Regions from separate parts of the Mus musculus genome. Here regions 1 and 3 are each linked to region 2. A link is a loop called in an ENCODE intact Hi-C map of the cell type or tissue named here. Cell type or tissue: left cerebral cortex. All regions are shown on one strand.

The links. A loop is a pair of places that touch in the nucleus more often than their neighbours do. Peaks named below come from ENCODE experiments on the same cell type or tissue, not always from the same donor. Only the 100,000 strongest peaks of a DNase experiment are listed, where the experiment ranks them.
Region 1: it touches region 2 in a loop (3-fold over the local background); 22 of 42 quality-filtered maps call a loop at or near these places.
Region 3: it touches region 2 in a loop (2.3-fold over the local background); 17 of 42 quality-filtered maps call a loop at or near these places.

Annotation. Positions count from the first base shown.
Region 1 is chr4:59,776,340-59,784,339 of GRCm38, reverse strand. Inip (INTS3 and NABP interacting protein) reads left to right here and starts at 485. Exons shown (of 5, transcript NM_001013577.1): 1 at 485-612; 2 at 2,006-2,086. The coding sequence starts at 2,062. In left cerebral cortex, a CTCF peak has its summit at 3,579 (motif pointing right); DNase peaks (open chromatin) are centred at 399, 913 and 3,570; H3K4me3 peaks cover 1,364 bases; H3K27ac peaks cover 531 bases.
Region 2 is chr4:59,622,268-59,630,267 of GRCm38, reverse strand. It overlaps E130308A19Rik (RIKEN cDNA E130308A19 gene), which reads right to left and starts at 4,057. Exons shown (of 4, transcript NM_001015681.2): 1 at 3,777-4,057. In left cerebral cortex, CTCF peaks have their summits at 3,911 and 4,228; DNase peaks (open chromatin) are centred at 494, 1,042, 3,516 and 4,042; H3K4me3 peaks cover 2,148 bases; H3K27ac peaks cover 1,224 bases.
Region 3 is chr4:59,756,933-59,764,932 of GRCm38, reverse strand. It overlaps a transcript of E130308A19Rik not described here. Among named protein-coding and RNA genes, the nearest start is that of Inip, 23 kb to the left of the region's middle. In left cerebral cortex, CTCF peaks have their summits at 3,745 and 4,685 (motif pointing right); a DNase peak (open chromatin) is centred at 3,732.

The DNA of each region.
Region 1 (8,000 bases), 150 kb before region 2:
TATGCACACTAGTGAAAACTTGTACCTATTTAGTGCTCACCTTGTGTATAATTATTGACTCAGACGGTAAACAACAAAAATATTCCTGGGATGGTTGTTAAAACCTGAAAGTGTGCTCAACCTCCCTCTGAAGCTCTACTGAAGTGGATTAACATCAGGGTTAAATAAATCCTGACAGACAGACAGACAGACAGACAGACAGACAGACAGACAGACAGCTAATCTCCTGCAAACCTGAAGGGGAAAAAAAAAGAATCAATTTAGGTGCTAGGGACCCTGCTCTATTCCTGCCAATCAGCGTTTGGCTCCGCCCCCAATTGTACGGCCTGCATCTCCCGTGAGCCTCTTCGACTGTCATTCTTCGGAAGGGAAACCCTTTCCGGCCGAAGAAACGCTTAAACTACGAATCACTTGGGGTAGCGTCCGTTGCGTCCAGTCGATAGGCGGGACTTCCGCTTCCAGGGGGCCCGTCAGTCAGGAGGCGGAAGTTGGTGCCGGCGGGAAGGTTGTAGCGCGGTGCATTGCTGCACTCTCGCCGGGTTCTGCGTGGGCGCGCCCCCCTGCACGGCTGCGACCGGACAGCGAGCTTTCTCCAGGCTCCTCGCATTCCGGGTAAGTAAAAAGGACTGGTGACGCCAAGAGAAGGGTGGCCCGAACGCTGGCCACGGGGCAGCGGCCTCGCGCGGCATAGTGTGCGAGGGTTTCTCACTTCCCGTTGGGTTTCGCCCACCCCGCGCGCGGGCGGGGACTCCTGGGTCACCCTGACCCTTTCTCAGGGTGGCCTTGATAGCCTTCGGTACGAGCTCGGCTTCGCCCATGCCGTGCTCCAGCCCCAGCCGTGGGAGACGCGAGTCCTTTCCACCCGGCATCTGCTTAGAGCTCGTGTCTTCGCTCAACAATAGTTCTCTACTTCCGCAATCCCGTTCGCGCCTTGTTTTGTTTTGAGTCAGGGTCGGGCTGTGTAGCCCTGGTTGGCCGGGTACTCGGGGTTCTTCTGCCTCATCTTCCAGAGGGCTGGAATTACCGCTATGCGCGGTCACGTTTTTAAAGAGCACATTTGTTAAATTAGTTTTCCTTCCCCCGCCCCCTCCATCCCCAATCCCGTGTGATTACTTGAATGAAACTCAAGGGTCGAGGAGTTTGTCTTGTGATTCCGGCGTGGCCAAATGCAAAACTTTTATTTCTAAACTTAGAGATGAGCAGGCTTGGGGTTGGAGAGGTGGCTCAGCCGGTAAGAGCACTTGCCCAAGCATTAGGGTCTGTGTTGGAATCTCCCGGCATCCATGGCCGAAGACAGACACCTGCACCCCAGAGCTGAGGGAAGGCAGAGACGGAGGATCGGTGAGGGTGGCAGCCTAGCTCCGGGCTCAGTGAGAGACCCTGTTTTCAAGGGAAGAAGGTAGAGAGTGATAGCACAAGGCATCTGATGCCTTTTCCTGCCCTGCTCACACATGCACCACACACACAAAGGAACCAGGAGTCCAGGTTTCCTTACTAGTTTTGTGACTGTTGGCCTCCACGTACATAAAAATGCTCATTAAAAAACATTTTTGGGGACACATCTTACACAATATATGGCGCAGAGTAGATACTTGTTAGGTTGGTTGGTTCTTTCTTTCCTTCTTTCTTTCACCAGCACAGCAAATGCTGGAATTTGTTTTTTAAATGAACGGAGAGTGCTTTTTATAGAATTTTATTTTTCTTCCTAGCACTGATTATGTGGATACTTTACAAAAGGTTGATATATTTGGTAAATACATCTTGATGATGTAAATTAAAAGTTATGCTAAATGTTGGTATTAACAACTTAAGTCCTAGAAAAAAAAAATGTTCATTTAATGAAGTGCATGAGGAATTTGCAGAGCTAAATTTCTGATTTAAGTCTGTGTTTTTTACGTGTATCTTTCTTAAGAGACTAAGAAACCAAACTCAGCCTAGCTGTTCTTTTTTGAGTCTGTAATTTAAGGCCAGTGCATTTTATGTGTGCACAAAAATTTTTTTACAGATGATTGTAAAGTCCTGATCAGTGGCCACTGAATATAATTGACCCAGAATAGGAAGATGGCAGCAAATCCTTCAGGACAAGGTAATGCATGCTGGGACTTCTGTTATTACTAGGAACGTTCTCCCATACAGTAAATATATTTGAGGTAGAGAAAATTTAGTATAGAGCAGTTACTGCATCCAGAATTATGAATAGCAAAGTGGAATCTCCCAATTTAAAATCAGTTTAGCACTGTATTAGCAACATATTTTTTAACATTACTAATTCTTTACTTTAACCTGTCAAGATTAGTGATTCACATCGTAAACTTTTTTCCTTCTATTTACTTTTGTATAGCGTGCATCTGTGTATCTGCATGTTTGCATGTGTATGGGTGCATGTGTGTGTAGGGGTGGGCGTGCATGTGGAGACTAGAGGTTAACATCGAGGATCATCTTCCAGCACTTTGCACCTAATTCATTGAGGCAGGGTCTCTCAGTCAAATCCAGGGCTTGCCCATTGGCTACTCTCGCTAGCCAGCTTTCTCTACCGTTCCCCTCTCTGCCTTCCAAGGCTGAAATTATGCTACATATATGTGGGTTCTCGGGATCTAAACCCTGGTCCTCATGATTTTTGGGAACAAGTGCTTAACCACTGAACCACCTCCCCAGCCCACATCATAAACTGTATCCTCTGGCATCTGTTTTCTTGCTTTTAAAACCGTTGTCAGATAATAACCATGCCTTTATCTTCATTGCTATAAAAGTTTCAGTCATTTCACCTGTTACGTTTTTAATCAAATCAGGTTAGGTACAAGTTGCTGTTAAGGAAATTTTTAAAAAATGTTTTGTTGAAATAAAAATGTATTCACGTGTTTTTAGCTTTCTGAGGGCTATGTCTTGGACTTGTGTCAACCTCTTAATTGCTTAGGCTTACAAGTATGGCCAGATTCTTTTTTTTTTTTTTTTTTTTTTTTTTTTTGAGACAAGGTATGTAGTCTTGGCTGCCTGGAACACACTATGTAGACTAGGCTGGCCTCCAACATAGAGCTCTGCCTGCCTCCCTAGTGCTGGAATCAAAAGCATGTGCCACCACACCTGGTAAAGGTATTAGCTATCATTTTGTAAGTATTTTTATGCCAATAATTGAAACAGGTCTCTTTCCACATCAGGCCCGAACCATTTGACTTTTAGGTATGTTTGATTCATCATCTCAGGTAAAGGTTGTATTTATGGTCTCTTAACTTCTTTTGAAAGGTTCAGATTAAAGTAATTTGTATTTGATCCTCAGTACCCCCCAACCTCTGCCCAAACTGAACCACAATGAAAACTATGAGAAATCCATTTAGGAAAGAAAAAAAAAATACTAAAAAAAGCCACACAATAAAAACATATAAATTATCTCATTCTAACTTTTCTCTCTGCAATTACAGTAGGAACAACCCCTGTTAGTGTAGCTTTTTGTTGGCTCATAGTCAGATCTACTATGAAGCATCCAAAACCTAAAGAGTAACTAGTTGGTTAAGTCATTTGACTTTCATTGCCGTTAGGAATTCTGTTGGTATCACCATGGAGCTGCTGCTATTGGACACCAGCAGGGGGAGTCTATATCATGTTCTATAGACTTGAAGATTTTCAGTGAAAAGTTTAAAAAATTAATATTCATTGATGCTCAAAAGTTTTTTAAAAATTAATACTTGTTGATGTTCATTTATTTGTTTTGAGATAGGGTCTTTACTGTATAGACCTGGCTTGGCCAGGGTTTTTGTTTGGTTTTGTTCTTTTGCTTTCTTTGTTTTTGTTTTTCAAGACAGAGTTTCTCCATGTAGCTCTGGCTATCCTGGAATTCACTCTGTAGACAAGGGTGGCGTCAAATTTACAAGGATATGCCTGTCTGTGTATCCAGGGTGCTGGGACCATTGCCATCTGGCTAGCCTGGAACTCTCACACGTTTGAATGTTTTGCCTGTATTGCCTCCATGCATGCATTGCCCTTGGAGGCTAGACAATCTCCACTCCCCTAGACGTATGGGTGCTGGCAATCAAACCTCGGTCTTCTGAAATAGCAACCGCAGCTCTTGATTGCTGAGTCATCTCTGCAGCTCCTCAATAAAAATTTTAAATCTTCATTGTATTTTACCACCTTTAGTATAACATCTCTACTTCTCTGTTGTTTGTGTGCATAGAAATTAGATGGAGGTTGATTATCAAATGCCTTGGTTATCTTAAATAGTAACGGAAAGAAACATGATTTTCTTTTTTTACATTTTAAAGTATACATTTTATTTTATTTTTATTTTTATTTATTCATTTTACATACAGATTATGGCTTCCTCCCCTCCTCTTCTCCCATTTCCTCTCTTTCATATCCCCTCCCCCATATCTCCACAGAAGAGGGGAGGGAATCTTATGGATATCGACCCACCTTGGCATATCAAGCTGCAGTAAGACTAGGCACATCTCCTCCTACTGAGGCTAGACAAGGCAGCCCAATTAGTGGACAGGGTCCAACAGCAGTCAGGTAACAGTCAGAGACAGCTCCTCCTCCGGCTGTTAGGAGTCCCACATGAAGACAAAGCTGCACAACTGTTACACAGGTGCAGAAGGCCTAGGCTTGTCCCAGGCATGCATGCTCTCTGATTGGCAGTAGTTTCTAAGGGCCAAGGTTAGTTGATTTTTGTAGGTTTTCTTGTGGTTCCCCAAGCTCTCTCTAATGTTTGGCTGTAGGTCTCTGCATCTGAAGAAACATGATTTTTTTTTTAAATGAGTGTTAGTATATGCCTTATAATTCATTAATGTCTCTGGTGCAAGGGCCAAATATCCATTGTACTTACTTAATTATTGGCTTTATTGGGAGAGCCTAGAAGGTAGTTAAGCACACTGGGTAGATTTGTGAGAATAGTTAAGAACAGTGTATGTGTGGCTTGTTATATCTCAGGAACCATCTGTCCTTGGGCAAGGGCCTTACAGTTCAGAGGCAGAGTTTTATGGATCAGTAAATTAAAATTTAAAAGATAACTTTGGTTTTCACATGTGGTAGCTTTTAATTGTATTCTCAGCACTTGGGAGGTGGAGGCAGGAAGATCAAAAATGAGAGATCATCTTCAACTACTACAAAAAGAAAAGAAAAAAGAAATTGTTACATAAATAAACTGTTAGTTTTTCTTGTTTGTTTTGAGATGCCTTGCTGGGTGGCTTTAAACTGAAGGTATAAACCAGGGTGGCCTCTAGGTTGTGACAACATAGCACTGCCTTCAAGTACTGGGGTTTCAGTATTATCATTATACCCAGCTCAAGGTAACAACTATTATACTCTTTAAATTTTCATTACAGTTGAGCAACGTATAGACTTGATATTTCTTTTATTTGAAAGCATTCTGGGGTATTATGTATGTTTATAAAGCAATAATTACAAAGGCAAAGCAAAAATCCTTTCAAAAATTTTCTAAGACGAAACATTCAGTGCTGGATAGGAACTTTTTTTTGTTTGTTTGTTTTTGTTTTGTTTTTTTGAGACAGGGCTTCTCTGCGCAGTCCTGGCTGTCCTGGAACTCACTCTGTAGACCAGGCTGGTCTTGAACTGAGAAATCCACCTGCCTCTGCCTCCCAAGTGCTGGATTACAGGCGTGCGCCACCACTGCCCGGCCGAACTTATTTTTAAAAGTTAGTTGTCATATAGTGTAAACCCTCCATAAATAAAAGCACCTGGGAATTTCAAAAGCCTAATAAATAGTTGAGTAGCCTAACAGTTACTCAAGCTGTAATTCTGGGAATCTCCTCTTGTCTTTCTCCCTCTCTGTGTCTTTCTCCCTCTCCCAGTCTCTTTTTAGCTTATGGTGTCTTAGAATTCATTTCTTACTAGTAGTCCAGGTTGGCCTTGAATTCCTAGCAGTTTTCCTGTTTGAGCTCTTGGACTGGGGTTATTGGTGTGATCTATCACACCTGGGTTCTCTTTTTAATATTTTAATTGACAGTCAGGTTATCCTAAACTGGCTTTTTTTGTCTTTTAAAGTCAACTTTGTGGGTTGTTTGTTTGTTTGTTTGTTTGTTTTTAATGGTCTGATGTAGCCCTTGCTGGCCTCAAAACCTTACTATGCAGCTGAAGATGGCCTTGAACTCTTGATCTTGCTGCTTCTACCTCTGACGTTAGAGTGCCTTCAAAGTGTGAGTTGGGTCATCATACCCAGCTCTGTAGTGTGTCTTTACTGAGGAAGTCACTCTACATACTCAGTGACATCATTAGCTGCTTTGCTCTTGTCTGACCAAACAATGACTGACACCAGAGGAGAACAGTGTGGATGCCTGTTACATGCAGTACTGTTCTGTTTCCACTGTCCTTGGGACAAGCTCGCCTTCCCTGGACATTCTATTCTTGGCCCGCCTGAGGCACTTTTCACTATCTGGGAAAGAGAAGGGGGCATTCCAGTGACATGACAGTTGATGTGGATACCCTATTGTCCTAAGGGAGCATGTCATCAGGAAAAGGGTTTAGAGTTAGGATGAAGAGTTCTCTGGAAGGCTCATAAAATCATCTTTTTAGAAAGGTCAGAATGTACTGTCATAGTCAGCTATTCAAAAGGAGTCTGCTGTTACTAGCATTTGGTGGTATAACAAGAGCAGAGACGGAAACTGGGAGAGGATAAAATGCTAAAGTGGATACAGCATAGATATATTTCCCCAAACTTCTGGCCATAGCCAGGTTGCTGGTGCCTGGTTAAATTCAGAACTGCAAGTTCCAGCTATGTGTGGTTAGGCCAGTATCTATGAATGTTTTATATCCCATGCCATCCTAACCGGCCTCTCCCTCTATGGGATGTTTTCCACCTACTAGTTCTAAATTAGTGTAAAATTCTCACAGTCCGTCACATGGGTATTTAAGTGTGCTTAGGTCTTCTCTGCTTGAAAATACTCTCATTCTATAGTCCACTCTAGATCTCTAATTGTCTCCTCTCCTCAATATCCTTTGTGAGTTTTGTTGTGCTTTGCTTTGTTTTCTAGGTATCATCAGCTGTAGACACCTAAGGACATAAGAGTGCTCGGGATTATAAAGCTTGAGAATGGCCTGTAGGGGGAGAATATATATGCCTTTTGATTCTGGTCTCTTGCTGCTGTGGGGCACACATCCCTTGTTAGCAGATCATGAGATAGGTTTGCAGAGAGATGCTAGAGATCTGAGGATTTAGAGTAGAGTCCTTCACTGTTGACATATTGGCATTTAATTTGGATTTGTTTTGATTTGTTTTGAGACAGGGTTTCTCTGTGTAGCCCTGAATATCCTTAAACTCACTCTGTATAGCAGGCTGGCCTTGAACTTAGATCCGCCTGTTTCTGCCTCCTGAGTGCTGGGATCAGAGGCTTGAACCACCACTGCCCAGCTACTTCAGGACTCTTTGCAACATGTGCTGAGATCTTATCTAAGTTTGAAGCTTAGAATCAAGTCAAATGCTAAGTATTTGATAAAAGGAGATGTCTCTATTCCATAAGTTGTGCTCTACTTCTTAGGATTCCTTTCTGGTCTGGTCACTTGCAGTTCTTTAGTTGTTTCTTGAGAAAAAAAAAAAAGTATCATTTCTGAATGAAAGTAGCTGAGAATTTGATCTGACTATACATAATAATTTTTTTCATAAAACAGTTTACAGACCTGTAGATTTGGCTGTGCAATATGTTGAGCTACCAGATTTTGTCCAAAATAAATGCTATAACCCATACCTTGGTGACCAAAATTATTTAGATTAGAATCTTGGTGCTGGGATTATAGTTAGTGGTAGAATGCTTGCCTGGTATATCCAAGGCCAAAGTCCTCAGTCATTTTTATTTTGCTTACGTGCCCAGCTACTGTGTTCTTTGCGGGGGGCGGGGGACTGTTTTTATTTTGTGTGTGTGTGTGTATATTTTTTTTAAATGTATGGGTGTTTTGCTTACATGTATGTCTGTGCACGATAAGCATGTCTGGTGCCTACAGAGGCTAGAAGATGGCATCAGATGCCCTGGGACTGTAGTAAGTGTTGTGAGCTGCCA
Region 2 (8,000 bases):
GGAGTTCCAGACGGGAGCAGTTAGGAAAAGAGGGAAGTCGGTCTCTGCTCTGCAGTTCTGAGGCAAAGTTCAGATAGACCAGAAGAAAAAGCGCCTAGATTATAAATACATCAGTGTATGATATGATTTTAATGTGTGTTTTAGAAGTTTGTCTAATACTTTTAAGTTTTTAAAGTTCTATTTCATGTGAAGTTGCATAATTTTTCTTTGAAATATACATGTTACTTTCTTCTAGGTATAAAAATATTTCTGATGTTCTACCTGCCCCTTTGTTCTCTGCATGATTTTGAAGTGTGTAAAATATATTTCTGAAATACACTGCTGTTGTCAGCAACAGTTTCTTCAGCTAACAGCATCTCTAGTATGAGATACCAAGATCTCCCAACTGCTTCAAGTGTAAGACTTTGCAAAACAAATGAACAGTGCTGGGGAGCTCGCCTTTCTCCAGAGAAGCCTGTTAAAATGGTGTTGGCACTGGATACAAAGTAAAATCCCCAAATTTGCATTTTCACTACTTTTGCTTTCTTGACCTTTATTTGAATTTGAGACTAAGCTTTACCAAACAACAGAATTTACACAGTCGCTAGCCAACCACAGTCCTCATTATGGAATCTATGCAGTACATTTGTTTCCTAGGAAACCGACCAGAGCACAGACAGAGTGCAATTTCAGACTAGCCAAAGAATTCTCCAATCATGCTGGTAAATAAAGTCCATAAATCAACTAATCAGAAGCAAACTCAAGAAGTATCACAGAGCAACTAAGCTCTGTGGAAACTTAAATCAGGAGGGGACGGGGCAGGGGGTGGGGTGGGAGAGAAACCTGTGGGGCTTCTTCCAGTACTATGTAGAACCCTCAAGTAAATATTATGAGCAGGTTTCTTTATAAACACAAACTGTCATAAAATAAACTGTTCCAAATAAATGGCTTCTCTCCAATCTTCAGCTTCTTTATTTGACAGTATTTAGGAGGGAAAGCTTCTTCAGAGCCAGCCTCATACATCTGGTACCAGGACATTAATCCAAGAATGAATTCTGCATGTCAGCAAGCAGCACGGGCTTGTGCTCTCAGTGCAGAATGACAAGACCTACAATGAGCAGCTCCTATCACACCTCTCACCAGGCCACAGAGAAGGGGGTGCGTGGGGGGAAGGATGGAGTGGGGGGGGGACGGTATGGGGGGGGGCTGGGGACAATACAGGCAGGACATGGACACAGTCACGACCAAAAGTCATCATAGGAAAGAACAAGTCATAGGAAAAAGACAAGATGAAAATTCACAGGTCTCTAAAGAGCAAATCTGTTACCTCACAGTTTTCTATTTTATTACACTAGTACCAAGCATAAAAGTACTGAAAAAGCCTGTAGACTTTTAAGTCTCCCAGATTTAACTGAGGACAGCTTAGTGTTGCTTAGGAAAACAACAACAACAACAACAAAAAAAAAAAACCAGCTAAATGGCAACTTCATTTTAAAGGCTAGTTGACACAAATTTTCTGCAAGGAGCATTTACTTGTTGTAAGGTTAAAAAAAATCAGGACAAAAATTAATTTATATGCCTTCAGACACCAACTGACTATATATATATATATATATATATATACACACACACACACACACACATATATAGCTACTCTGGAATGCTTCTGATTACACCATTATTAGTAATACAGAAAAAAATTAGTATTGACACACCAGTCAAAAAGAAATGAAAAGGCAAGGTATTATCTCTCAGGCAGCACAGATACAGGCACAAGGTGCCAGCACACCCTGGCACTGTTAACTTCTCCCCCACTTCACAGAGAAGCTTTGTTAGTCTTATCGCTGCCACTGACGGTCTAATAAATACATAAACAAGCAATTCAGCTTGCTAGCCTGTCTTCTTTAGTATTTCAACCAGTGCCAAAGAGCTGCAACTCTGACGCTGTTCTAGAACTCTCTGTTCCTGATAACAACAAACCCAATTCACGACTCCTCTTTAAGCTTTCTATAAGAGAGGCTGGAAAGGTTTAGGCCAGAGTGGACCAGAGCTACACACTAAGCTCTGTCCCTTTGTATAGTTTAAATCCATTTACCCAATCTAGACCGGAAGTCACAACAAAACCTGATCAACTATGGTAGAGGAAACTGCTTCTAGATATTCTAGATATCAAGTGTGTATAAATGTATATAGTCTGATAACTTATAAAAATTCGGTATACAATATCATTAATCTAATGTAACTGGGGCAAGAATCTAGGGTAAATTTTCCTCTCACAAAAAAGTCACTATTTTAAGCATATTAAATTCTTTTATGAAAAAAATAGGGTACTTGAATAAAAGTACATTGAATTGTATTTTTTCTTAAAATTTTAACAACTTAATAGAAATTTAAGGAGCTTTCATACCATAGTATTTTTCCCTTCAAATTTAGATTTTCTTTTTAAAGGAATCTTCCATTTTCTCCAAATGGCTGTTTAGTGCTCCTCAAAACTATTAAAAACAAAAACCATTTCCCGGTAACAGTCAGACTTATGTATGTCAATATGAATTCTCACAGTAGACAAAAATAAAGTTTCTAAAAGTGAGGAACAAACAGATTAACATAGTGCATAACCCAATACCTACATAGAAACGTGAGTCTGTGAAATGAATTTTATGAATGCTTAATGTACTTCATTTATTATTTGATCATTTATGAACACATAGCAACTGTTCACGAAGTAAGCCAGCTAATCAAATAAGAAAAAACAGAGCTACTACCTTCCACCTTTCAAAACACTATATCTAACGTACAACAACCCTACCCTTGGTTTGTACGCATGTAAGGAATAAATGTATCATGTAAAATAAGGAAATACCGCTGGGAAAAATCACTTCTAACATCACGTTCTCTTCATATGCTATGAAAAAAAAAAAAATCTCCTATCTTAAAACGGAAAACAAAGGTTTTAGCCTGCATGGAAAGACTATCATTGTTTTACTCTCTAATGCAAGCCCTACCATAAAAGCTGTCACTACATGACACTCCAATTAACTGTTTAGTAGGTAGACTACTCTATCGGTGATAATCCTAAGGACCACAAGAAAAAACTTTACTCCACAACTTCAAAACAATTTCTTTAAAAATATTAAAAAAAAAAAAAATCAGCCATGTTCGATTTTCTCCATTTAAGTCACTGCCTGACCTTTAACATTTTAAATTAAAGTCAGCCGTAAGAAAACCACAAACATTTTTTGTTTGTCTGTTTGTTTGTTTGTTTGTTTCATCTGATGTGTTTGTTGCTGGTCAGCTCAACCTCCTCTCTCCAGGACACTAGGTTTCTTGATCTATTTGATAACAAACCCAAATCACTGTGCGCAGCCTCAGATTGGGGGGAGCTTTTGGGAGAAAGCCCTCCTCCGTTAGAAACAATAAATAAGGGAGCAAAGCGCCGCACGTTCCTTTACACGCCCCACACGCACCTCCCGGTACCTCCGGACAACCAAGCTAGTCCGGCAGAGCCCCGAGGTGTCTCAGACTCTGCAACTAGCTAGGCAGACCGTTCCTCCTCCGTCCCGCCCTCCTGCCCAGCTCGGGGGACGCCGGCGCACCGACAGTCCCCGCCAAGACGCCGCCGGCCGCGAACCGGTGCGCGCCCCGCTCTGCGCCCGCAGACCCCTCCGCCCCTAGCGCCCTCCCGCCTCGCTGGCCCGGAGCAGACAAAAGGAAGGTTCTGAGGGTCACGGCGCGGCCGCCCACACACAAAGAGGCCCCGCGCCCGCGTGCTCCCCAGCCCCGCGCGGGCTCTCACCCACCTGCAGGTGTCTGTGCGTCTGTCCATAGGAACGCGGGCGGTGGGGCCTGCGGGAGCCCGGCGGCCCGAGCTGGACGGGGAGGGACGGCGGGACGGAGGGCGGCAGCACCACAGCCGGAGGCCCCGGGGCCGGAGTCGGTGAACCGGGAAGGGCGCCCCACGGGCTGCGCGGCGGGTGACGGCGGTGGTGCGATGAGAGGGGGGGGCGCAGGCGCCAGCCTGGCTCGGCCACCGGCGCGCGCCGCTCCGTGCGCCCCGGGCTCCGCGCGCCCGGCTTGGAGCGCGGGGGCGGGGCCGCGCGGGGCGGGGCCGGAGAGGGGCGGGGCGGGGGCTCGGACCCCAGCTTCAGCCGGCACCGGAAGCGCTCCTCAGGCGGCGGGACCTACAGGAAGTGTGTAGCGACGCCCGCGGAAGGCGCTCGACCCGCGGCGCTCGCTGCCCTGAGGGGGCGCGGGCCAAGCTCCTGTCAGCGACGCGAGCAGCCCGGAGCCGGCCGAGCTCGGCCCCCGTCGCTCCGACAGGTACAGAACCCACGCACGGTCTGTGCCACTTTCCACGCGTGTCCGCTGTCCTGGCCTCCGCGCACTTCAGCCTAAACACTTGAAGTAAGCAGAGCTTGATCGCGTTAGAGGTGTGTGACACCTCAGACAGAGTTGTGCCGGGTGGCCTGGGACCCGCAGTGTACTTACTCCATAGTGTCCTAATGTCCCACCGCATCGCATCCACACACACATCTAATAAACTGGAGTTCCCAGGGAAAAAAATAAAGAATAGTGCAAGGTGTTAAAGATTCTACACGCCTTAATAATTTATTTATTGCCTACCCATCAAACTTAATACCCTCATGACCTTAGGAAACTCTTTAATATGTCTTTTTTAGCAGTGGCTAAAAAAGTGGTTAAGAGCACTGGCTGCTCTTCCAGAACACCAAGTTGATTCCCGGCAGTATCTCACAACAGTCTGGAGTTCAGTCCCCGCGGTACGACAGAGCGGTGCAGACGTACATGCTGGCAAAACGACCACTAATAATAATAGTAGTAGTAATAGTAAAAAGAAGGAAGAAATGTATTGTCAGCTGACCTCTAGCTTCCACTGATTCAAAAGCTACAAATCTCATCAGTACCTGAAACTTGTAAATTTGGCCCACTTTGCTGTAATCCACCAACCTGCAGGCCTTGCCATTTGGTAATTGCCTTGATTTTATGACTTCCTTTTTTCTGTAAATAATAATAATAATAATAATAAAAGCTAATGTAACTACTTCCACAGTGGAGCATGTCTTCCAGGGTAATCTGAATCCATGTTGCTGGCCATCATTTGTATTTGGCTCAAGAGTAGACTCACTGAGCTCAGAGCTGTACTTTGGCATCTACACATTCATCCCACCCCAGGAGTGGGGCCGTTGTAACAGCTAAAACTCTCAGAGGTGCTCTGATACACAAGGCACTAAAAGCTACCTACACAGCATGGCACCACTGAGACAAGGCTGTGTGTTTAAAAACCCCTTTCATAGCACCTCCCAGATATGTCTGTGCCAAGCACTTAGTAAGTTGTTAATTCAGTTAGTCCTAGGAACGCTACAAAACTGGTGCTACTAACATTACTATTCTATAGAAAATTTGATACAAAATGTAATTTTTTTTATGTGTGTGGGGGTTGTTCTGCTTGCATGGATATCTCTGTGCCAGAGATGCCCTCGGTGCCTTCCCAGGCCAGTAGAGGGTGTCAAATGTCCTGGAACTGTAATTCCAGATGGGTGTGAGCTCCCTCCCGGGTGTTGGGAATCAAACCCAGGTCCTCTGGAAGAGCAACTACTGAGCCATCTCTCCAGCCTCACATTTTCAGGTACCTACTGAGAAGTGATATTGCAGTTCATAAGATGGTTGTAGTTTTAGTTTTCAGAAACTGAGGCTTAGAGAAACTAAGAAATCTTGAGAACATAGTTTGTTATTGGAGCTCAGAGTCATCCACTGCTTCCAGGCTCCCTTTTCTCCTCACAGCACTGAGCCCTTTCCAAACCATGTCTAATGGTAGAAAGTCAGACTTAGAAATAACCTGATTAGCCTTAGGTACTATCCACATCTTGGTCTTACCCCTCCTGTGATAAGAAATCTCAATCATTCCTAGGTGAGAAATGAGAATGTGACAGATTGTAAATATAATTAGGCAGTGGTGACACACTTTTAACCCGGGCACTTGAGAGGCAGAGGCTAGCTACTGAGTTCCAGGATACCCAGGGCTACACAGAGAAACCCTGTTTCAAAAAAAACATTAAAAAATAAAAAGATTTAATATATTTAACATAACTATATACTAAAAGTGATTAAGAAACTAAATTTTATATTCTACTTTTGCCACAATTAACTGTATGTATTTGCTATTAAAAATGGTCATTCTATATACCAGTTTGTCGAACTTGTAGATTCCTTATCTGCAAAACAAGCAACAAGAAACCAAGCAATGAAAAGAAACTGCTACTGAAAACATTGTAAAACAGATATCTTTAGCTGTCTCATGGTGCTGGATAGTTTTATGTCAACTTCACACAAGCTGGGGTTGTCTAAGAGGAGGTAGCCTCAATTGAGATAATGCTTCCATAAGACCTGGCTGTAGGCAAGCTTGTAAGAAATGTTCTTAATTAGTGATTGATGTGGGAAGGTCCTGCCTACTATGGTGGTACCATCCCTGCTCTGGTGGTCCCAGGTTCTGGAGGAAAGCAGGCTGAACAAGCCACGGGGAGCAAGCCAGAAAGTATCACTCCTCCATGACATCTGCATCAGCTCCTGCCTCCGGATTCCTGCCCTGTGTGAGTTCCTGTCCTGACTTCCTTTAATAATAAACTGTGATGTGGAAATATAAGCCAAATTTAAGTGCCTTACTCCCCATCTTGCTTTTGGTGTTTCATCACAGCAGTAGTAACTCTAAATAAGACACTACTGGAAAGAGTTATTAAATAGAAAGGTGGTCCTGGTTAAACACCTCAGTGCCTCAACTGAGGCTGTTGATGAACCAGATTGTCTTGAGCAAAATCAGATTAAATTGGTTCCACCAGGGCCTACAACTAAGCCTTGAACTACTTCCATCCCTGGCTGGTGAAGTTCCAATATTCTGTCTGCGAAAAATAAATCTTTGGTGGAGGAGCTTTTAAAAATAAAATTTAATACGTAGTATCTGGCATCACATATGATAAGAAAAAAAATCCAAAATGAAAAAGACGACAGTCCAAACATATAAATATGTCCCAGATGTCCTGGTCAATAGACCCTTAGAATAGCTGTGATTAATATGATCAAGTCATACATGACAGAATGGAGGATTTTAGTATACATTAGGATTTTAAAATAACCAAATAGAGCCCACTGGGGACATATAAACCAAGACCACAATAGGGTAGTTTGAATATGCTTGGCCCAAAGAGAGGCACTATTTGAAGATGTGGCCTTGTTGGGGTAGGTTTGTCACTGTGGGTTTTAATACCTTAGTCCTAGCTGCCTGGAAGCCAGTCTTCTCTTAGCAACCTTCAGCTGAAGATGTAGAACTCTCAGATCCTCCTGTTCCATGCCTGCCAGGGCTGCTATGTCCCTACCTTGATGATGATGGACTGAACCTCTGAACCTGTAAGCCAGCCCCAATTAAATGTTATCCTTATAAGAGTTACCATGATCATGGTGTCTATTCACAGTGATAAAACCCTAACTAAGACAAAAGTTGGTACCAGGAGTGGGGTAGTGCTCTTATAGGCCTGATTATGCCTTTGTTTGGCAGAATGTGGATTTGGGAACTTTGAATTTGGAAAGCAGTGGAATCCTTTAAGTGGGGCTTAACAGGCTATCCTAGTAGGAATATGGAAGACTTTGTTGCTGAGAGTGATTTAAACTGGGCAGACAAGGCAATGAAGTTTCAGTGAAGAATTTCAGTATGTGGAATAGAGACTGTTTTTCTAGTATTTTGGCGAAGAATGTGACTGCTTTCTGCCATTGGCCAAAGAGTCTGCCTGAGACTAAGGTGAAGAGATTTAGATTAACTACTTTGAAAAAGGAAGCCTCAAAACAGCTTGTTATAAATTCTGTCACAAGATTACTAAAGTTCACTCTTATGAAGAACATTTTAATGAAAAGGAGCAAGCTGAGAAAGGAAAAATACATATGGTTTAAGTATTAAAGGGACACTAGGAAGTAGAAAGGAGCTGACTCCTATGTTCTAGAAGATAACAGATTAAGGGAGT
Region 3 (8,000 bases), 130 kb before region 2:
ACAATACAGGGAAAACTGCTTCAGTTTTCATCCGTGCTGTTAACAGCACTGTTCCCAGGTCCGAGGCCTCAGCTGAAGTTACTTGCCTCTGAGGCTGGACCATCTCTAGTACAGCCTTTTGCTCTTCTGTGTTTGTTTGCTTATAATTGTTCTTGTGGGAAATGTCAAGGACATACAGAACAGAACATATACTGAATTTCACAGACCTACACCACTTTGCTTTGACAATTATATATTCAGTTTGTTTATCATCTGTGCCTTCAATTATTCTATCCTTCATTAAATATTTTAGGTGATGTCTCATATATCTAGTACAAGAGTCCTTCCTTCTCTCCCTCCCTTCCTCCCTCCCTCCCTCCCTCCCTTCCTTCCTTTCTTGAGCCATGGTCTCATATTCTCCTATCTTTTCCAGGCTGGCTTCTAACATAGTTATGCACCTGAGGATAATCTTGACATTCGGACTCCACAATCCATGTGCTGGGATTACAGGTGTGCACCAACGTACTTGGTATATGCGGTGCTAGGGATCAGACCCAGGTCTTTGGGCATGCTATGGAAGTACCCAATCAATTGTTCCATCCCCCACCCCAGTCCTGGGGGAGAGGTTTTGTTAAAAAACAAACAAACAAACAAACCAGATTTGTGTGTGTAAAATATGCATATATGCATTTTCCTAAGAAAATGTCCAGAATTTACACACACACACACACACACAAAAGAGCTGGGCAGTGGTGGTTCACGCCTTTAATCCCAGCACTTGGGGGGCAGAGGTAGGCAGATTTCTGAGTTCGAGGCCAGCCTGGTCTACAGAGTGAGTTCCAGGACAGCCAGGGTTATACAGAGAAACCCTGTCTCGAAAAACCAGAAAAAAAAAAAAAAGTTTTTAATTTTGTTTTGATTTGTGGTTCTGAGGATTGAGCCCCGGGTCTGGTGCATTCAAGGCAAGTATTCTAACAGTGAGCTACATTTTGTTTCCCCCAGGTAGTTTAAACCTAAAAAGTGATGTGAACATCTGGTGGGGTGATGTACCTGTGTATATGGGGCTCCTCAAAGGCTGGCAGAGCCAGGTTCCCTGGAGCTGGAGTGGTGGACTTTTGGGAGCCACCCATGGCAACAAGCAACAAGGTCTTCTCACTACTGAGTCCTCTCCAGCCCCAACTATTTTCTGTTCTCTTTTCTTTTTTCCTTATTATTTTAGAGACAGAAAGAAGCAGTCTTTGGGTGTCTGTGCTGTGATAAAACATCATGACCAAAAGCAACTTGGGTAGCAAAGGCTTTATTTCATCTTACAACTCCCGCCTCACAGCCCATCACTGAGGGAAGTCAGGGCAGGAACTTAGCGCAGGAAATGAGACTGGAACTGAAGCAGAAGCCATGGAAGATGCTGCTTACTGTTTGGCCTACCTACTTTCTTAATACCTCTCTCTCACTTGCCTGGGGTGGCACTACCCACCACATCAGTCATTAATTGAGATAATGTTCCCACCATATTGCCTGTAAACATGTTTGTAGGATATTTTCTTAACTGAGGTTCCCTCTTCCCAAATGTGTCTATGTTTGTGCCAAGTTGTCAAAAAGCAACCAGCACAGACCATTGAGGTAAAGTCTTCCCTGCTTCTTCCCAAAGAAAGAGCAACCATCTTGACAAGTGAGTCCCAGCCAAGCAACTTAAAGCCACTTTCATGCTTAGGAGATATCAGTTTTAAGCTTGAGTTCAGATGACTGCTGCAGTAGTAGAACTTTTAGTTACTTTTCTATTGCTGTGGTAAGACACTTTGATAGAGGCAACTCTTAGAAGGACAGGCTTCACTGGCTTATGGTTCCAGAGGGATGCGTGTCCACCATGGTGGGGGAGTGTGGCCACAAGCGGCAGGCATGTTGGCTGGAGCAGCAGTTGAGAGTTAACATCTCATCTGCAAACAGGAAGCCAAAATGGTGCACTGAGAATGCGGTGTGGCTTATAAAACTTCAAAGCCGGCTCCAAGTGACATACTTTCCACAGTAAGACCATATCTCCTAAGCCTACCTGATATCAGCAACTGGGGACCAAGTATTCAGATGCCAGAGAAAGTGAAGAACAGCTTGTTCAAATCATCGAAGGAACACTGAGAAGACAGGGTTTCTCTGTGTAGCCCTGGCTGTCCTGGAACTCACTCTGTAGACCGTGCTGGTCTTGAACTCAGAAATCCACCTGCCTCCCAAATGCTGAGATTAAAGGCACATGCCATCATTGCCCGGTAAGGATCAATAACTCTTAACAAAAGATCTTCATCTTTTTCATCATTTCATGTGCTGGCTGGTTTTATGGCAGGTCAATGTAACAAGCTAGAGTCATTTGGGAAGAAGAAACCTAACTGAGAACATGCTCCCACCAGATCATCCTTTGGGCAAGCTTGTGGTCCATTTTCTTGATTGATGTGAGAGGGCCCTGCACACTCTGCATGACACCATCCCTGGGCTCATCATCCTCTGTGTTATGAAGAAGCAGGCTGAGCAAGCCAGTAAGTAGTGTTCCTCCATGGCTGCTGCTCCAGTTCCAGCCTCTGGGTTGTTGTCTGATCTCCCTTCTGGATGTACTACAGTTGTAATTCTCCCCAAATTGCTCTTGGTCATGACATTTGCCATAGCAACAGAAACTTAAATAAGATGCCAATTTTTTAAATCTTTTTATTTTTCCCAATTATTAGATATTTACTTTATTTACATTTCAAATGTTATCCTCTTTCCCAGTTTCCCCTCCGGAAACCCCCACTCCCTTCCCCTCCCCCTGCTCACTTAACCACCCACTCCTGCTTCCTGGTCTTGGCATTCCCTTATACTGGGGCATAGAGCCTTCACAGGACCGAGGACCTCTCCTCCCATTGATGACCGACTAGGCCATCCTCTGCTACATAAGCAGCTGGAGCAATGGGTCCCTCCATGTGCACTCTTTGGTTGGCAGTTTAGTCCCTGGGAGCTCTGGGGGTACTGGTTAGTTCATATTGTTGTTCTTCCTATGGGGCTGCGAACCCCTTCAGCTCCCTGGGGACCTTCTCTGCTCCTTTATTGGGGACCTTGTGCTCAGTCCAATGGATGGCTGTGAGCATCCACTTCTGTATTTATCAGGCACTAAGATGCCAAATTCTATTCTACTGGAAATATTTATGAAATTTTGTTTCTTAGAAACAAGTTTAGCTGTTGTAATACAGACAGCAATAGATTTTCTACCGGAAGTTCTGAGGAATAAATGTCTTCAAAGTAACAAATTAAAGGTATGAACAGTGGCTGGTACGTGATTGTGAGACCATTCAGCAATTTTTTCAGAGGACCAGAGGAAGAGGCAGCTGAAATAACATGACCTCAGGAGCATCAGATGTGGGCAAGGAGCCACTCCCAATGTGCCCACATTGCGAAACACCACTTACAGGGATGTGACGGCATGCAAGTCCTCAGGCCAAGTGCTGCATATTGTGTTTGAATAACTAGGTTACTTTAAGAAAACAGACATAAAATGTACATTATTATTTTTTATTTTTTTTTTTAAATCTGGGTTAAAGAGTAAAGCTGCATATCCATGAATAAAACCAACCAACAACTTAACACACACACACGAACAAACAAAGCCCAAACATTCCAAAGTAGTAACAGATTCTACTAGACCATCAACCAGAGGGCAGGAAAACCTTCCAAGGCAGACAGGGACAAGACAGCGGCACAGCTTGCAGCTCTCGGCTCCCTGTGCACATCTGTGTGTTCCCAAGTGTGGCCACCAGGGGAGAAAAAGTTGGAACGGGTACAATAAAAATCAGTCTTCAGTGAATGAACAATAGCCAGAAAGACAGTGTGTTTAAAAACACCCAGGAGAATAAAAACATTACAAACACATTTTTGTTACAAAAAAAAAAAAAAAAAGGAAACAAAAGAAGAAACAGTCACATAGAAAACACGAAAATCTTAAGACAACAGATCACTTATGTACGGTAAAGTCAGACTCAGTCCATCACAGCTAAGCAAGAAAACCCTGGAAAGCTTATACCTGGTCTCCACCCTCAAGAGATTGCGGGTCTCTGAGGACAGGGTTTGCAGTATTCCAGAATGAAAAACTAAGCAAACACAAAGCCATCTGCGGACTCCTGGGGGTCACTGAGAGTCTAGTTGACAGCTAGGAACACACTCTGCTGCTGAAGCTGGGTGAGGAGGCTGAGGGCACCCTCACTCCTGTCCTTAAGAGTGTCCTGGGCAAGCAAATGAAAACAAGAGAACCGGTTTTAGTGCTAACACTGACACTTAGGTTCCAGAAGGAATGTGTCTTCCACGTTTCTGTCCTTATGTGCTTCCCATGCCACTAGGGCCTGGCTGGGCGTGGTGGCACATGCCCTTAGCCCCAGCCCCTGGAGGAGGCAGATGGGTGAGTGTCTGTGAGTTTGATACCAGCCCAGTCTACGTGAGTTCCAGGTCATCCAAGGCTACATAGTGAAACCTGGTATCAAACAACAAAAAAACTAGGGCCAGTACTCCTCCGCTGAGCTACACCCCCATGCTCACAACACTTGAACTTGGACAGATGTCTAGAATTCCAAGTATTATTTAGGAAAGCACCACCTTGGCCAGCTTCCTGAAATTAAAATCTAACTTATGTTTCCACTCCAGAACATACCATTTTTCCTGTTCTAATCTTCTAAACAGATGTTATGTGTACATGAATATCTGTGCACCATGGGCAAGCCTGGCGACTGTGGAAGCCAGAAGAGGGCGCTAGACACCCCGGAACTGGAGTTACAGACAGTTGTGAGCTCCTATGTGGGTGTTGGGAACTGAACCTGGATTCCCTGCAAGAGCAGTCAGTGTTTCGCCCCTGGGCCACCTCTCCAGCTTCCCATGCATTTGGTTAAAAAGAGGCATAGACCCATTCTGTAACTGTCAAATGTTGTACCTGTTGTTGCTGACTTGGGGAGAGTGGAGCAGCACATGTGATACAGCGAGCAGGCCTAGCTCTCTCAGGGATTCCAGAACAGAGAGAGAGAGAGAGAGAGAGAGAGAGAGTGTGTGTGTGTGTGTGTGTGTGTGTGTGTGTGTGATCCCTGGCTTTGGCCACTTGGAAACAATGGTCTTTTCCACAAGGATGCTTTAACTGTTGGTAGGAAAAGTCTAAAATAATTTAGATTTTATTTAAAAAGCTGTATCTGGGTTTTCTATTTCTAATTGCCATGAGTTATTTCAGTAATAAAAATTCAATACTGTAACACCATCTTTACCTTTAGACACACCTTACACAGCAGCACATTCAGGAGAGGACTCTGGGCATTTTCAGATGCATGGCTTCTATCCTCTCTCTCCTCTAGTGGATAATGACCTAATGTTTATCACTCCACAGACACTGAAATTAGACTTATTTATTTTAGATTAGGTTTTGTAAGCTGCAGGGTAGCTGGACTTTATCATAAAAAATATTTTAGATATTGAAACATAAAACTCCGAAGGTAAATCTTTCTCTTTAAAATCCTACTGGTTCTCAGCACTTGGAGCTGCAGAGGTCGGAAGCCTGACATTCCTGTTTCCTTATACACAGCTTGCTGCCTTCATTGGATGTCTGAAGGATCCCAGGGGTCTTTCACTCCCTGAGATGCTTTAGTATTTTTGCCAGAAGTGTTAGGTACTTGTTTCAATCACATTTTATTTATGTATGTGTGTGTGTGTGTGTGTGTGTGTGTGTGAAGCTGGAATACACCAAGCCTTTTTAAACATTATAAACACAGATACTCACTTGTTCAGGAAAGTTCCTGTTTCTCTGTATAGTCTTCCCATTAAAAGCAAACTCAAGCTGTTGTTTTTCATATTCAATTATCTACATTAAAAACTTTTAAGCCAAAACAGCTCATTTGTCCATCACATAATTGCTGCTTTTAAGGCTCAGTATTGTTTTTTTCTTCCCATACAGGTTTCGATCTACTACTGTTTTAACTTTCCTTAGAGCCCTTCTTTCTGATCCATTTGTTTCCATCCCATTCTGCTGCCTTTCGCTCCTAACCCTTTAAGATAATGTAGCATTACATAGAAGCAGATTATGCTCTCGCAGTTATGACAAGAATGCTCTTGGTCAGACATGGAATCGGAGGCAGGAGGACTGTGTAAGTTCAAGCCAGTGACCACATGAAATCCTGGGATGCTTTACTGATGCATCCTCCTACTGCCTCACGTTCTCCATCTCTAAACCAGTATCCTACAAGAAGTCTTAAAATGTGCCTTCCTCTGTCCAGCCATGAACTGCTAATTCTAGGAGTGCACTGGTGTCTGTATGTCCCCTCTGTTTCTAGTCAGTTGGGGGCCTTGAGCTAGATGAGGATGTAGATCGGCAAAGAGAAGGTGAGGTCTAGAATCCTCCATTCGTGGTGTAGCATCAGTACCTCTGGCTTGGGAACTTACTCTGTGTGAGGAGACATCTGGAGCGTAGGCGGGGGGTGGGGGTGGGGGTGGGGGTGCAGGCATCAAGCAGTATTCACATTTTTTTTCAGCCAGATAATGTGTATTAATGTATAAGTCCCAATCTTCCCAGCTATACTCTGGAGGAACAAGTTGACTGGTTCCCCATGCCTGATTCTGCAACCTGTCCCTGGCTGGTTAGTTTTTAAATGATTTCTTCAGACAGGATCTTAAGTAACCCAAGCTTATGTAGCCAAGGATGACAAACACCTGATCCTCCTGCCTCCCGCTCCCAACTGCTGGGGTCACAAGTGTGTGCCACTACGTCTAGCTAAGACTTCTAAAACAACCTTTTTCTAAGTTAAATGGACTTCAGTGAGCCTAAAGGAGGCAGGATTTGTTTTCCTAATTAATTGAGCGTGGGATTTGGAATCAGGAAGTGATGTTGGTTTACTTTATCCAGCTTACTAGCTCTGTAGGAATTTGGGAAGTTAAAGCAACTTATCTGAGTCTTGGTTGCTTAACAACTACCTGGGAATAATTAGACACACTCTGCAGAGCCATTGTGAAGGTTAAGGGAACTAGGCAGCCCAGGGGTGTCCTTCCCAGTGCTGACCGGTCAGACTTGGGTCTTCATTTGAAAAGTGGGTGGATGCAGTAGTAAGTCGCTCGCTCTATCAGCCTCATTCGATGAGGCTTCGGAGCTATTTTCCCTTTCAGTGGAGAGGAGGAAGCTATGTAGTCAGTATGAGTATTGATGGGGTTACTATGTGCTTACCAACAAATTAGACACTCTTTCTTTGGGGGGTGGGGTGCTCTTAAGCATTTCCATTGCTGCAGTAGCTGAGTCATGAGAAACTTGGGTTAAATGCAGCATGACTGTAATGAGCAACTTGAGGAAAATCTCCAGGACGGTAGGCACAGAGCCAGACATGCTCAGACTACCGTGGGCAACAGTCAAAACGTGGCTTAAGGATATTTCTCATTGGCCTTCTCCTGGCCTCTCAGAGAGGAGGGGTATCTAGTTCCCACCAGTCGGCTTTTCTTTATGTTTTACTTATTTATTTGAGACAAGCACTTGCTGTGTAGCTCGGGCTAGCCTTGAACTTGCAATCCCCCAACTCAGATCCCAAGAGCTGAGGTTCCAGGTGTGCACAACCACAGTTAGTTTAAATGGACTCGCTTATATAGACAAACACAAGGGACATCTTAGGAACAAGGCTGAAGCAATACAATGTTTTTCTTTTGACAAAGAATTCAATTTTTGTTGTGAAGAAGTGAAATTTCTTAAACTGGACACAAAATTGAAATTTTTACTGTGTTCTGTTCACAGCTGTCTGTGAGCAGCACCACAACAGGCTCAGCCTTAGCTTAGACTACAGCAGAGCTTGTCTAGGGCAAATCAGCCAACTTCCTTGAGGTCTTACTAGTTTGCATTTTCCATACATAAAGTAAGCTCGCCCTCACCCCCCTTAAAGAGTAATCAGTGTCTCATAAAAGATGGATACTTGAAAGGATGAGATATAACCATTTTGTTCATTTGAGTGGTAACAATATGGCCACCTTTAGCTTCAACCGACAAAATTAGCAATGTTGTCTAG